Linked DNA regions of Homo sapiens: region 2 is linked to region 1. The links are chromatin loops, found by intact Hi-C in ENCODE. Cell type or tissue: adrenal gland. All regions are shown on one strand. Links, peaks and the distances in the headings refer to the core of each region. The heading gives the core; the rest is flanking DNA. Region 1 has its middle 72 kb from the start of MPEG1. Region 2 overlaps DTX4 (deltex E3 ubiquitin ligase 4).

Region 1 (5,372 bases), core at 51-5,050:
GCCCTCATCAGCAATGGATGCCAAGTGTCCTACTGTGTCAAGGCTGGGCTCTTTACAGAAAAGTTCCTTCCCCCTGCTAGTCTCCCGCCTTTCACCCAGCCACCCCTTATGAGTGAGGCTGATGCCAACACTGTCATAGTGACCAGTTCTGAGAATGCGAGATCCTAGATTAAAGATTCCCAGACCCACCAGTGGAGGCTGGGAGAACAATTAGAGCTGCGCAGCACCATGAGTGCCATCCATAAGGATGGTGGTGGTCTGTCAGGAGGGGCTACGGCTGGTATCGTAGTGGGAGCCACCACCATTCTGGCTGTTGTCATCACCCTGGCCATCTGTGGCACCCGGAAATTCAAGAAGAGGGGATACTTGGCATTTTGGAAGAGGCAGAGTTTGGTTCCAGGCACTGCAGCAACTGGAGACAATCCTGACGAAGAGCAGGGGCAGAGTCCAGCTTAAATCTCTCCCTGAAAAGGGTTTCTCTCATCTCCAAACAGCATGGTCATTTCTGATTACTTCTATTTTCCTAAGTGTTGAAATGGCAAGTGCAACCAAATCACACAGAAATTTGTGACTTCTTGTTTAGGTCTCTGGGCCAGGCAATTCATATTGCTACATGGACAAGGGTGGGGTTGGGGAGAGGGAACAGTTGGGACTCTTGAAGCAAAAGCCATCCTGGGACTAAAATAAGAAGCAGGTGTCCTTTCCCAATGTATCACTTTCTTCACCTGAATGCATTTGTGTAAAAACAGAGAAGGGGGAATGTTAACATTTGGATTTGGAAACTATGCATTTACTCTGAAGTCTGCAGTGGTTTCCAACGTGTGTGCTGTAAGAATTTCTGCTTAAATGCATCTCTCTCTCCTCTCCCACACCCCCTTTAAAGTTGTCTGGATTTCATGCTTCTAGAGCCTGGCAAAACCCTGAAAAGACACAAGTCCTGCTTGGCCACTGTTTTTTAACTTTTAGGGCTCCCTGTTGACAGACTGTGTTATCTCCTCCATGTCATCTAAACAGCATCTGAAAAGAAAGATGTTGCCTGCACCAATTCCACTTTTTTCTAGCTTCCCCATGAAGTCTTCCTTAGACCAGACCACTCTTGGACTTCTGACTAGTGTCATGAAGTCCTCCAAAAATATTTTAACATACAAGCTTCTATTAGTAGGTCAATGGGGAAGGGACAGTTTGTAGACAAGGAGTAAGGAAAGACAGATAAAAACTGAAAAAGATTCTCATGCTCAGGAGAAACTGAAATTCTTACCCACAACCAACTACCTGATTCCGTCCTGTTAGCTCATCACAAATGGGGCATTGAAAGGAGCTGTAGATTTGGATAGACCAAATTTTATGGTTTTATGTTCTATGTTACCAAAGTACAACCCCTTCCTCTTCCAAGGATGGTCCTTACCCTTCCCGTCTTCCTGCTATATGCACACACACACACACACACACACACGCACATGCCACATTTCAATAAGTTTGCATTGTTCTGGGTGTGAAAAAGGCAAGAAGTTAAAGTAAGCCCACATCTAAGTATTATTTCTTCCCTAAGACCAAAACAGAGTAGGTAACACCAATTATGGACCCTACTTTTTTTCCCCACAGAAAGGGAGCTGACACGATCAAATCCATGTTTTCAAATGAACTGAAAAAGGCATCCAGCACCATTTGTAACACATTTATTTCAGTTCCAGGCTGAGAGCCCTGGGGCAGTTAGCAGGACACATGATTGTCAGCTGGCAACAGTTGGGGCTTTACTCAATTTTAATACCAATCTCATCTGATTGTAATTACTCCACCACTGTCATGTTCCTCCACAAAATGTTTTTTAAAGGATACATTTATTCACTGAATCAAATATCATTACTGATTTATCTTCTATGAAGGATGACTGTTCTCTTTGTTAATGTTCACAATCAAGATCTTGGGCTGAAAAGATCATCCAAGGAGTCTGAAGTATCACAGCGTGTGGGAAGGTGGGAACCAGGATACCCATTCATTTCCAACTGAGATACAGAGAAGTGAGTCACAGAATTTGAGCCCTGCTCTCCTGACTGCCCAGCCAAGGACACTGATTTCTATAGCCCCTTTACTTAACTCTGCCTCTTAAGCATTAAAACGTTCTTCTAAACCTCTGAGTGTTTTGTGGGTTCTGAGTGTTTTGTACGTTTTAGCCAAGTTAACCACTTGTCTGCAAATACTGACTTTCCTATGAATTCTTTGAAGATTATTGAGTCAGAAAGGAAAAATACAGCCCCAAATTCCCAGACTTTTAATGCATTAACTGCCTATTGAAATGAGAAGTTCTTCACAAACTTATATTCCCACTAACAAGATCGCACATAAATATGCATTAAAGTATGTACTAAGAAACCCTCTGTCCAACGGCTCATGCATATGAAGTCCGAACATGGGAGTTTGCCAGTTGCATTCATCAAGTCGTTTTGCGGAGTCAGATCCCTGATGGAAGAGCTCACAGGCTCTGCCTTCCAAGTCCTGGGTCCCTAACTGGTAACCTTAGGCTAGGGTCTGTGGGGAGACCAACCCTGGCTTCCAAGAAAACCACATTCCATGGACTATCAGAAATAGACACAGATTTGGGTGACAAAGGAGGCTCTGCATTTACATTTTATTTTTGTGTTCTTGTCAGTTTTGAGATGATTAACATTAAACATTTATTTGAGAAACAACAGGCAGAAGCAACAATTCAAACATACTTCATATTGTAGTCAGGCGAAGGAACCTTTAAAAATGAACATTCACAATTTTAACGATGGTTTTTCTCCCACATGTTCACTTACTTATTTTCCCAGCCATATTGTCTGTTCCGTTAGGTGAAGAGTCTAACCAGGTCAAATGTGTGGGTGAGAACAATGTGGAAGATATATTTTTTAAGTGGGTGCTGAAGGGACTTTTCCCGCATCCAGTGGTAGGGCTTGTGGTTGCCCTCAGGAAGACAACCCAAATCCCTCACAGAATAGGTGCACTAATCTACAAAAGGCGGAAGGTTAACAACAGCAACAATTTTGTGGTTGTTCATTTGCCATTTATTGTTCTGCACAGACACCTCATGAACACCAGGTGGCGATGTCCTCTCTCAGAGCAACACCAAAGACTTCAAAACACTCCAGTTACAAACCGAACAATTCACATTAGGACATTCACCTGCCTCTCCCAGAACCCCCAATCTAATGCCGGGGACCACAGAGAAGGAAAGGGGTCAGGGGTTCTTTCTTGTACCACATGCGCATTCCCCCAATTCTCTCATGCATACAATAGTGCATCACCAAGACGAGTACTTTTGACCAAGTATAAAACCACACAGACAACCAAATTTAACAAAAAGCGGAAGAGAATGAAAACACAAAGGCACCCACAGCCACGTATACACAATTAACCTTTTAGGGGATGGGCACCTGACGAGGTTTGTCTCCACTTACATTTGCCATCCCTGGAGACTCTGGAAGGGAGAAACTAGGCTGCTGGTGCTAAGACCATGAAAGGGAAGGCATGGAATCCCCTACTTGGGCCAGGAGAGCACAGCAGGGCTTCTGGTGGGAAAACACCCTGTGTCAAGGTAGTAGATGCACAGGGCTCAGCTGGCAGGGTTCTCACTGAAATCTAGACTGCACCTTTCCAGGTTGGCACAAGAGAAAGGGCAGAGGAATGCTCCCCGCCTTGCTGGGCGTAGTGTTAGAAAGGAAATTCAAGATCCCTACTGCCCAGAAAGCCACACAAGAACAGCACGAGGAGGAGGAAATCTCACTGGACATCTGCAGAGAGGACAAGAAATGGGGCACCCACACAATCAAAACCCCAGGGGAAAAGGCTTGAAGGTATGAAAACGACCTCTCCAAGTGGTATTGCCACAGGCACAGCGGCTCCCTTTCCATCTTGAGTCCTCTTCCTTCTGCTCCTGGCCACCCCTTTCCCCACCTATACTTTCTTCTCCCTGACGTGGGGAAATTGATCTCTCCCCAGTGCCTAATTCCATTGTGAAAGTCCGTCTTCTTTTCTTCCCCACCTCCTACTGCCTCACTGTGTCTTTCTCCCCAAGAACCCTCAGCCTATTTCTTCACCCCTCTGTGGCCATCTTTCTGTGGCCTAGAAGTCCAGCAGATACTTGACCAGGTTGCTAAAGGCAGAGATGGCATGAGACTCTCCAAATTATATCTGGTAACCTGGCAATGGGCATCGGTGTGACATTAAATATCGCAGGGATGGCTCTTTTATTTAACTCAGGTGTTTCCTTGCTGAGTGTGGGAGGAAATTGCCCTGTGGTTCAGTAAGCTCGAGACCATTATCACTCTGGAGGTACTTAGGCAGTCCAAAGCAAATAATTATCTCATTGATTAGTACTTTTATTACCTCAGAGGCTTTCTCTGTCTGGCATGGGAATACTTCTACCCACTTACTGAAGGTATCCACCCATACGAAGAGATGCTGGATGTCCCTTATCCTTGGAATATGGGTGAAATCCATCTGCCAGTCTTTCCTTGGAATAGAATAGCATCCTATTCTTTGTGTTCTGGGGGAAGAATCTGTTAGTTGGAGTTATTTTTAAGGCAAGCCTCATAAACATTAAGTATCTGTTTGATCGTTTTAAATAAATTTTTACCTATTGCCATCCTCTGATTGTCACCATCCTGAGAGCTGAAAGCTCTTTCCCTGAGAGGTGGTCCATTATGTCTCCACAGGAGAATATTGAGGGTTTTTCTTTTATGGAGCCCTTCCAGATCAGGGGGACCTCAAGTGGATCAGAAATACGGGGCACTCTTGCTGCCAATTTAGCTTGGTCTGCCAACTTACTTCGCTCAGCTATTTTATCTGTCCCCTTTTGGTGGCCTTTACAATGTATTACTGCCACTTCCCATGGAAAGAAGATTGAGAATAGTAGCCTGTCAATTTCCTGATGGTGTTTAATGGGAGACCCATTGGCTGTGAGGAAGCATCTCTCTTTACAGATAGTGCTAAGGGCATGGAGAACTAAGAAAGCATACTTAGTATAAATATTAATTGCTGTATTAGAGTTCTCTAGAGGGACAGAACTAATAAGATATATATATCATATATAAGATATATATGATACGTATCATATATATAAGATATATATTATATGATACGTATCATATATATAAGATATATATAAAATATATATATGATATATATATAAAATATATATATGATATATATATATATATATATATATGATTTTCTTATTAACTCGCATGATCACAAGGTCCCACAATAGGCCATCTGCAAGCTGAGGGGCAAGGAAGCCAGCCTGAGTCCCAAAACTGAAGAACTTGGAGTCCAGTGTTTGAGAGCAGGAAGCATCCAGCATGGGATAAAGATGTAGGCTGCGAGGCTAGGCC
Region 2 (5,372 bases), core at 169-5,168, 98 kb after region 1:
ATTTTTACTTCATTATAAAGATGAGAAAATAGGGGCTCCATGTGGTCACACAACTTGCAAGAAACAAAGGTACGATTTGAATCCAGTCTGTTTTGGTTCCAATGCCAAAGTCATCTTTCTCTTCTAACATATTTTCTTTGTACCACGCCTTATATTTTTATGTTTCTATACTTTTGCATTGTATATTTTTATTTCTCAAGGTGTTTCCATCTGATCCATACACATCAGCTGTGGTATAATCGTCAAGATTTACTGGTTAGGCCCACTTACAGATGCAGAAATTGAGGCACAGAGGGTGAAGCCGTGGCTATGACCCTTGGAGGTTGAGGCAGACTCAGGGCTGACAGCCAAGTCTTTGACTCTCAGTACCCCACGAGACAAGAGGCTGGTACCTTTCTTGGCTTGTTTTTTGGTGGTCTTGCGGCTTGTGTTGGAAACCCCTGGGATGGATTTTATTTCACTCTTGCTGACGGGGGGTGGGTGTAGGACCAGCTTTGGTGGCCTGGTGAGACACACAGGCAGCCCCGCTGCACTCATGAGGATCCCAGTGATTCCTGGAAGGGGCAGGGCATGGGTGAGGAAAGACTGGAGACTTAGCTCTCAACATTCCCCAAATTCCTCTTTCCCCATTAACCTACTCTCCTCCTTTCCAGCAGAAAGTTCTCATAATTCCTGGATTCTCTACCCTGTACTTTCCCCAGAAACTTATTCATTCACTCACTTATCTTCAATTGCATGCTTTCCTTTTAGTAATCAGTTCTCTTCCAAACTCTTCATACCCTTCCCATGCAATTCCTAAAATCACCATTTGCTTTCATTAATATCTAGATTCTCTCCTTTTTTTCCACAAATGCTCATGACCTATTTCATCACTCTGATTTCTCTACCTTAACCCAGAGCATCCTGGGGTTTCTCTTACCTGCCAAGGCAGGGTTGACAGGACTGGACCCATTTAGGTTCTTCACTGGGACTGTGGGGACCCTGTGAAAGGAAAGAGCAGATACAATGTCATTTTGACACGTGGAACAAAATGGACCAGTATTTAATTCTAATAAAATGCAGTTAAGTGCTTAACACAGCAGACAGCAGGAAGTGACATCTTCAAAACCTAAGTCAGGCCATGTCATGCCACCACTCAGAACCTCAGAACTATGTTCCTCAGTTCACTCAGAGTCAAAGTTAAAGTCCTAGCAAGGCCTACAGAGCCCAGCACGATCTGCCAACACTGCCACCCAGCTTCTCTTATTCATCTTGCTTCCTCTCATATCACTCAGCTCTCAAGGAGCCAGGTGCACTCCTGCCTCAGAGCCTTTGCATATGCTGTTCCCTGTACCCAAAATGCCCTTCCACCAGACAACTGCTTAGTTTCCTCCTACAACTCCTTCAGTCCTGGCTTAAATCCTACCTATCAGGTGAGGTTCCTGAGACCATAGTATTGAATATTGCTACCCACCCCTCCATCCCACGCCAGGACTCCTGCTCTACTTAGGATCCTTTAAAAGAAATTATTGCTTATTATGCCCCCTTCTAGAATCTAGGCTCTACAAAGGGCAAAATATCTTTGTCTGTTTTGTTCAGAGCCAGGCACTAGTAGGCATTCAATTGATATTTGTTGAAGGATGAAAAAACAAAGAAGCAAGTTCAAACCAGGGTGTACAAAAGAGTCACCTAAGATGTTTTTAGAAGGACAAGGTCCCAGATCCAGACCAGAATATCCACCTGTGGAGCACGAGAAGCTGCATTTCCCAAAGCTCCTGAGAAGCTGCAGATGTAGCAATCCCCAGCCTAACATTTGGAACCACTGCTAGAACAGCTGTCACTTCTCCTTTTCCCTGAGACATATATAAATATTAGGCAAAGCCTCCTCCCCTTTCTGTCCTTCTCCCCAGCAACTCCAGCCAGGCTGGAGAGGAGATGGCACAGCTGCCTGGGAAAGGCGCGGCCCTCCCACAGCGCTGACTTGGAAAATATGGGACACATGGGTCTGGGTCTTGCGCCATCCTCTCTGTCACCCACACTCCTGCAGCTGGGCTTGGAGAGGCTAATGGACCCGGTCACAGATGACTCCAGGAGGCAGACAGCCTGCAAAGCCAACAGCTCTGCTGTGGGGGCAGGATGGTGCTGGGAAAGCAAGAGGAGGAAAAAAAGAATATTTATGTATTGATTTATCCATCCAAAAAGTGTTTATTGAGCCCTACTTTGTGTTGTTTGCTATTCCCGATGCTGGGGGTCAGCAGTGAACACATGGCTCATGGCCCTTCTTCACTCACATGTTACAGTTACCAACATGCACAGAGCTCACCTCCCCCCAACAGTGGCTCCAACTGCTCACAGCATATAAACCTGTCTGATCCTTCCAACATCCTATGCAAGAGGTGCAGTCATTAACACCATTTTAGAGACAACTACATTGAGGCACAGAGAGGTTAAGGAAACTTGGTAAGATCACACAGCTAAGCCAGAAAATCTGGCACCAGAGCCCATTTACTATGCCAGGCTCTTGTGTTTACGTAATCCTTATAACATCCCACACTGCAAACATAGACCAGAAACTCAGAGAGCGTAATGAATAAACCCACCACTAGGAATGGGGAAAGCTGCAACGGGACCTCCATGCCAAGCAGTGGGGTCTGTCTCTGCCCCTCATGCCTGTAAGGAAGGTTCTTCCCCAGCTCTAACCTACTTTGAGCCTGCCTGGGGCTCTGTCCCTTCCCAGGGATGATGACATGTGCACCAATGCTGGGAGATGGATGTGAAAGAACAGATGTGGGAATGGGAATGTTTGTGTCTCACCAGGCCACCCAAAGCCGCTTTTCTTCTGAAACTGTCCCCAGGATAAATCAAACCAGGATGGGAGGATGGAGGAGAAAGCTGAATACAAAACAAGGGCCACTGGGCCAAGAAAAGAAGAATGGACTTGTTTCTGGACTCTGTGACCTGCTCCCCAGGGCCAGGCATGGTATGGTGGATGGGCAGTCAGGAAAATCAGGTGCAAGTCCCATCCCTGCCAGGAGTTTCTCGCTAAGGTAGTTAACTTTTCTGAGCCTCAATTTCCCCATCTGTAAAACTGTGAGGGTCTTGGGTTAGAAGACGCTACGGAAACTGGCTGACAACTTCCCACCAATATCTGAGAAAAAAATGGCCACCCAAGCCCTGAGTCCTCCACTTATGGCCGATTCTCCTCGCCCAGCTCTTTCTGGAGAGGTTTGGGGAAAAGACCCGGCTTCCTGTGTCCTGCTCCCAGCTCCCCAGCAGGGGGCAGCACTCAGAACCCAGACCTGCACCTACCTTCTCCCTCGCCATCTTCAGAGCCCCCACTCCAGCTGATAAGTAGCTGTGATCTGGGTGACAAAAGCCACCTTTGTTCCCATAAACTGGACTGGCAGGTTTCCACACCCAATCTGGCCAACCAGGAAATAATCCAATCCCCAGAACACCACACATTTCAGGCAGCTCAAGAACTCAGGGGCAAGATGTGGAGAGAGGGAGGGAAGGGCCCGCATGTGGACCTGGGACACACAAGAAGACTATGGGTTCAACAGGTGGGAGAGATACATGTCCCTGCCACTTGAGGAGAGGAATGACATGGCGGGTAGGCTTGTCACTGGGCTCTGGGAAGGAGGGGTCTGGGGAGAAGGGGTATATTTGCTTGTGAAATCCAGAACCGTGTAATGGAAGGAGCTCTGCACTGGAGTCAGGGAGTCTTTGTTTTAGCCCCGCTCAGCACTGACCTGCTTTGCCTTTGGGAGAGCCGCACAGCCTCTCTGCGTTCTGTTGACCATATCTAAGTTACCACAGCCGTGAACAGGGCATCCTAAATGTCTGCCCCATGGGGTCCCTGTGAGGATTTAGGAACTAGGTCAACTAACTGTAAACAGCTGAGCCCTGTGCAAGTTTGGGTGACTGTTTATGCTTTTACCTCCCAAGTATAAAAGGGGCATTGGGCTGAATAAAGACGTTTTCTGCTCTAATATTCCAATTTTCTGATTCTCGAGGTCATGGGTATCCAGCATAAAGTTGAGTGCTGGGCAGTACTTGAGACGGTTGATCTCACCTCCCCCACTATTACTGGTTAAACCTTGGAGAACAGCCCATGAAGTCCCAGCTGGTCACACCCTTTTGGGGCCTCAGCTTCAAAAGCCTGAGCTCTCCTAGAAAACTGCAACCCAATGGCAGGCATGCATCTCACATCCTTCAGGCAACTCCATCAGCCAAAACTGTCTGTCCTAACCACTGCTTGGCCAATCATAAGACACCCCCTGCCCCCATTCAGTTGGCCTGTTCCCTGATATGGAGGGTCTTTTGTTTCTGTCGCTAAAACATAAAACTAAGACAAGAGAAGAGAGCTGGCAAGGTGGCAGAGAAAGGAGTTTTGAGGGAGGGAGTATATCTCTGCAGTCACCATGATGAGAAGCAGTGTTTTTCTCGGAGTTATGCACCAGTCCAGGAATCCTCCAGCAGGACAAGGATCTTGTCTCTACGGCAACTGAGGCCTAGCTGGAGACAGAGAATCCTCAGCTCTAGAGGAGGGGGCTAGAGGGGTGACGCTTGCCTCCACTGCACAGCCCCCTTCTTGCTTCCCTTTAGAAAACCCCTGCTTCTGTCTCTGAATAATTCACAGGATCTTTTGTTCCTGCCCCCAAACCTTTCTCTTCATCCCACTCCTCCCGCCCTCCCTGGTCTTCCTTTTTCCGTGGGAAAGTTGCTGGAAGAGGTCATGGGCAGAGAGAGGAGGGGGAAAGGGGCCCTGCAATGACAGAAGGTCGATGGCAATGCCAGACAAAGGGAATAAACACGCTAATTAAATGGCCAAGAAAGGCTGGAGGAGAAGATGGGATTGGGGGTGAGGGAGGTGGTAAGAGGTGAAAAGCAAAGGGCTGGAAGATCGAGAGGAGTAGGCAGGGGCCTCCCTCATCAGGAAAACAGAGTAGAGAGAAAAAAAAGAAAACAACTTGTTTCTATAGCCCTTTTGAAACTGTACTGCTCAGACCTCCACCCATTCTCTAGCCCCAATTCTATGAGCGGGCAGAGGAAATAAAGAAGATAGATAAAGCTGCTGACTCCACTCCCTCATCGAGATTCAAAGCCACCTGGGTGCCTCTCCCTCAGTGATGGAAATGAAGTCACTTGGCATTTGTCAAGGGCACCAGAGACAAGGTGGGATGTCAGACCCTACTCAGCTTTGACTTCCCCTACATGGACACCTGTTAACAATAATAACAGCAATCACAATGACAGCAGCCTATACTGACTGAACTCTTATGTGTCAAGCACTGTGCTAAGTCTATACACTTAGTATGTCATTTGAACTTAAGACAACTGTAAAAGGAAGTTACTATTACTATCCCATCTTACAGATGAGGAAACTGAAG

What was found. A loop is a pair of places that touch in the nucleus more often than their neighbours do. Peaks named below come from ENCODE experiments on the same cell type or tissue, not always from the same donor. Only the 100,000 strongest peaks of a DNase experiment are listed, where the experiment ranks them.
Region 2: a loop joins it to region 1, with 2.7 times the contacts of the local background. A loop is called at or near these places in 91 of 110 quality-filtered maps.

The regions. Positions count from the first base shown.
Region 1 is chr11:59,282,423-59,287,794 of GRCh38, reverse strand. It overlaps the pseudogene LOC643709. Among named protein-coding and RNA genes, the nearest start is that of MPEG1, 72 kb to the right of the region's middle. In adrenal gland, for the core only: a CTCF peak has its summit at 3,093 (motif pointing right); a DNase peak (open chromatin) is centred at 3,143.
Region 2 is chr11:59,184,344-59,189,715 of GRCh38, reverse strand. DTX4 (deltex E3 ubiquitin ligase 4) reads right to left here. Exons shown (of 9, transcript NM_015177.2): 3 at 920-981; 4 at 393-554. LOC124902675 (a long non-coding RNA gene) reads left to right here. Exons shown (of 4, transcript XR_007062682.1): 1 at 1-69; 2 at 2,835-3,026. Among named protein-coding and RNA genes, the nearest start is that of DTX4, 15 kb to the right of the region's middle. RefSeq lists a silencer at 3,192-3,281. In adrenal gland, for the core only: a CTCF peak has its summit at 3,290 (motif pointing right); a DNase peak (open chromatin) is centred at 3,485; H3K27ac peaks cover 4,182 bases.